Linked DNA regions of Mus musculus: region 2 is linked to region 1. A link is a loop called in an ENCODE intact Hi-C map of the cell type or tissue named here. Cell type or tissue: gastrocnemius. All regions are shown on one strand.

The links. A loop is a pair of places that touch in the nucleus more often than their neighbours do. Peaks named below come from ENCODE experiments on the same cell type or tissue, not always from the same donor. Only the 100,000 strongest peaks of a DNase experiment are listed, where the experiment ranks them.
Region 2: it touches region 1 in a loop (4-fold over the local background); 2 of 42 quality-filtered maps call a loop at or near these places.

What each region holds. Positions count from the first base shown.
Region 1 is chr13:19,639,504-19,642,003 of GRCm38, reverse strand. No RefSeq gene overlaps it. Among named protein-coding and RNA genes, the nearest start is that of Sfrp4, 18 kb to the right of the region's middle. In gastrocnemius, a CTCF peak has its summit at 1,306 (motif pointing right); a DNase peak (open chromatin) is centred at 1,510.
Region 2 is chr13:19,346,307-19,348,806 of GRCm38, reverse strand. It overlaps Tcrg and Trgc4. Among named protein-coding and RNA genes, the nearest start is that of Stard3nl, 48 kb to the left of the region's middle. In gastrocnemius, no CTCF peak of the experiment used is centred here; no DNase peak of the experiment used is centred here.

The sequences.
Region 1 (2,500 bases):
AATACTCTATATTCTGATCTATAGCTTTGTTTGCTTGTTTGTTTTGTCTTGTTTTTCATTCTTTTTCTAAGACATAGTTTCTCTGTGTAGCTATCCTAGAACTCAATCTGTAGACTAGGCTAGCCTTGAACTCAGAAATCTGCCTGCCTCAGCCTCCCAAGTGCTGAGATTAAAGGTGTGCACTACCGTGTGTGGCTAAATATAGCTTGTCTTTTAATTGAGTTGTTTGCTTTCCTGAGTCCTTGTAATTTCTTTGTACATTAAAGATACCCTCTATCAGACATATAGTTGACAGGGAATGTTTCACACTCATAAGATACAGAGTCAACAGATAAATAATCCACAAACATTTATAATGGAACAAGTTAATAAATTTTTGGAACAGGATTTGAAATATGAACTTGTAAGCACAACACTTTAATCAATCTGTTTAAAGATACAGAATTTCTCGTTAAGCAAGACGATGAAGAGAACTGGAATCCAGACATACGGATCAATTTAACTGAAATGTGAGTCCACATCACTACAGCTACATGATAGTTGATAAAAATGCCAAAAAATGCATACTGAAGAAAGCATCTTCAACAAATGGCCCTGGGAACTGGATATTCACATGTAGAAGGATGAAATTAAGCCAATATCGATTACCCTGAACTAAAATTCAATGTCATATACATTTGCATCCAAAGGCATCACTTACATTTTAAAAGATTCTTTTAAGTGTGGCATGGTAGCATGTGCCTTTAATCCTAGCACTTGCAAAGTACAGACAGGTGGTTCTCTGTATTCAAGACTGTTTGATCTATAAAGTAACCTGCAGGACAGCCAGGACTACAGAGAGAAACCTTGCCTGGAAAATAAATAAATAAATAAAATATTTATTTTTATTAGTGTGGATGTAAATGTACATGGGTTCCCAGGGAGGCCCTGGTGAGTTCCCAGAGGGTATCAGATGCCCTGAAGCTAGCGTGACAGGTCACTGTGAGTCTTCCAGAACTCATTTCTTCTGTATTAAGCAGCAAATGCTCTTAACTGCTGAATCACCTCTCTAGATTCCCAAGTACATTTTAGAAATGTAAATCATCTAGTGCCTTTCTGTGGATTGTGCTGGGAGACAAGCATAGTCAAAACCTCACCATCGCCACTTCCACTCCATCAAATTGGGCACCAGTGGCCTCTGCTTTGGCTTCTGTTTAGGTGGCTGTGATCAGGTGCTTATTAAATAATTAGTATACTGTAATTATCTGAAAGCTGATCCAGAACTTTGAAAATATGAGTGCTCCCCCAAAATTACTGTATTTTGCCAGCAGATGGCAAGCTACGCTCAGTTGAATATATAAATAACTCTGTAGAGATTTCATATGCAACACATACAGGAAAAGACTGTTTCATCTTGGGCTGTTACTGTAGGATATTTTATTCTTGATTGTTTCTTTAAGTAAGCTAGAGTTATCTAAATAGGAGATCCCTAATGGAAAAGGGAACTCTGTCATGTTGGCTCGTAGCCAAATCTATGGGGCTTGTCTTAATTAATGACTGATGGGGAAAGGACTAGCCTACTGTGGACAGTGTCACCACTGGTAGGTTGCATAAAAATTCAAGTTGATGTTGTCCTTTGAGAGCCTCCACCCAGCAGCTGACTCACACAGATGGAGACATCCACAGCTAAGCAGTGGATGGAGCTTGGAGACTCTTATGGAAGGATAGGAGGAAGGATTGCAGGCCTAAAAGGAATAGGAACTCCACAGGAAGAACAATAGAGTCAACTAACCTGGACCCTTGGGGCTCTCAGAGTCTGAATCACCAACAAAAGAATATAGACAGGCTGCACCTAGGCCTCCCTGTACATAGGTAGCAGATGTTCAGCTTGATCTTCATGTGAGTTCTGAACAACTGAAGTGGGGGCTATCACAAAAGATGCTGCCTGTACATGGGATATGTTCTTCTAGCTGGGCTGCCTTGTCTGACCTCAGTAGGAGAGGAAGCACCCAGCATCTCATAGACTTGAAGTGTCAGGGTTAGAGGGATATCCATGTGTGCCCCTACCCACTCAGAGGAGAAGGGGAAAGGGGAGAGGGAACGACTATGGGAAGGGATGACTGGGAAGGGGGCAGTGAGTAAATAAGTAAAAAAATAAAATTTAAAAACATTAAACTGAATAACCCAGAGAAGAGAAATATATTCCCCTCTTGCCTCTGTATCCTTTTCTTCTCTCCTTCCCCCAGATCCCAGGCCCCTAGCCCAGTAACATTCTGCTGAGCAGTGCTCTCATGCAGCCTACCTACCATTTTGAAATGCCCATTATTTTACAACATATAGCAAATTGTTTCAGCCCACTAGAACTTTTCAAATCTTTGTTAACAGAAACTTTTGAAGCCTCTGTCCCCTGGCCTGACCCTGGTGTGACTTAATTGTGGTTTTATAAAGCCTCCTCTGCCTTCTTCCTGGGTGGGAGAGTCCTTTTTGGCATGAGCCTGCTCTCCCTGCTGACATGTGAAGG
Region 2 (2,500 bases), 290 kb after region 1:
AACTCATAATGAGAGGGTCAATATTTAAAGGATTTGAAAGTGTGTGTGTGTGTTTGTGTGTGTGTGTGTGTGTGTGTGTGTGTGATTTGAAAGTGAATTTAATAGACAGGATATGTGGGAAATACTTTTGTAAATTTCATCAAACTTATAGTGAATTTATATTTTTCAACCAAAATAAAAATATTTGGCATAGGATACTTGTTTGAGAAGTTAGATATCAGTAAAGAAAAATAAGCATGACCACAAATTCATGAATTCTGACAAGTAATCTAGAGATTAAATCTTAGGAACCATGGGGTATGAAGAAGAGCTAAGTTAAAACTGGCTATAGGTCTCAAAAATGTATTCACTGAAACTATAATAGAACATTCTCAAATCAGGGAAAGATATAGATATCCAAGTACAAGACAGTCTTAAAATTCCAAATACAATCAGAAAAGAACTTCTGCATGGCCTGTTAAAGCCAAGATATGAAAACTACAATAGAAAGAACCCATGGAAAGCTGCAGAAGAAAAATACCAAGTCACAGAGGCACACATATCAGGCTTTCTGAGCTATTGAACTACAGCTATTTTTGTGTGAACATGCTGGTTATGGGCTACTGCTACAGAAGCCAACTTCTTTTGGTATAAGGCATTTCACGAACCCTTTCTAGATGAGTAACACTTTGTCCTCAAGTCCTGTATTATTATCCTCCAAATTAAAATCCTATCATATAAAGAATATATTGTTTTCTCTATAGTTACTTTTGGGGGAAAGCCAAGCCTTTGTAGGGTTTTTATTTTTTTGTTGTTTGCTTAAGTGTCTGGTTCTTTGAATCAATTTAAGGTGTAGGTTTTATTTATCAATGTTAAAAAGCAATACTAGAGTAATTTGGTATCACATATTCTCGAGTCATTAAATGGCGGGTGGGTGAATGGATGAGTGGTGGGATATTTGGGTAGATGGATGGAAGGATGAATGGATGGATTAGATTCTTCTTTGCAATCATTTAGAGCATTTCATTTACATCTCATTTGTTAATTTTCTATATTAATATGATGCCAAGGAAACAATTGATTTCTTTAAATATCACTCAGCACCCAGTCTGTTCTGCAAAATTCAGTCATTCTGTTTTTTTCTACTTAAAGCAGGGTATATCAAAAGCTCAAAAGACTAAAAAGAGGACAATACAATCTAAAACTTATCACTCTCAGTCTTCAAAGCAGATTCTGTGGGAGTAATGATGTTGGCAGCTAAAGGAAAGGAAAGGAAAGCAAACACTAGTCAGCTACCTACAACTATTATTTTACCGTATTTGTGTGTGTGTGTGTGTATGTGTGTATACACACACGCACACACACACACACATCTGTACACATGTGCATAGAGACTTAATGTCAAAAAAGACAGCCATTAAAACGTGAGCCTTGCAATTCCAGAAATGTTTGTTGCATTGTATGTAATTAATTCATATATGATGATGATTACATGTTTATTACAACTCAATGCAATTCCCAACACTGCCCTGTCGGGCCTATTTTTCTTGTGTCCTAGGTCCTAGAACACTGTCTGGAACAGAAGAGAAGATATATAACTACATGCTTAATGGAAAAATAAGAGTATCAGTTGATCTATGGCCCTGAATGTGCTTGGATTTCCTGTCACACTATAGAAAGCAAGCCTAGTCTATACAGTGAGTTCCAGGCTAGCCAGGGATACAAAGTAAGACTCTATCTAAAAAAAAAAAAAAAAAAAAAAAAAAAAGAAAATGAAAATCAACCTGCTAAGATATCAATTCTAATTATAACATCTAAAGGTGCCTGTGCAGTTATTTATAAGGATACACAGATAATCCAAGTTGTATTTCTAGTTTTCTGTATAAAACGTGAGATAAGACAGAGACAAATAAGAGTTTTAAAAAGTAAAAATAATATGGTGTTTAATTATTTTAAATGATGTTGGAAAAGCATACATTTGTTCTTTGAGTTTATTTTTATGCTACATGTATTCTCATAGAAATGTATTTCCTTCCACTAATTGACTTTATTGAAGAACAGGTTCTGTGTGCATGAAAATGGGTGTTTTAATGGGAATATAAATATGAACATGTTTGGTTTCTATCTTCAATTCTGCCTGCTGGCTCTAAAAGTCTACTTTTTGTTTTTTGAGTGACTTTATTATATAAAAGAGAAATGAAAATCACTATCAGCATATACTGAATGAGGTACAGAGACTAGGGTTACTAATAATATAATCTGTATGTATCTTAAGTCTTTCACCCAAAGGTAATGGCAGTCTTAGAGACCGAATACATGTTCTTTTATAATTATGTCATTAAGTTCTATTTCACTGTATGACTTTGAGGCTTCAACCATTAAGACAAAACATACCCCGGAGGCAGCATCAGAAACTCTTTGTTGAATCCCATTGCAGAGAATGCCCTTGATCTCTTTCCTGCCAGGAGATGCACATGGCAGATGCTTGCTTTAGAGTTCACTGTAAGCAAATTTAATAAGT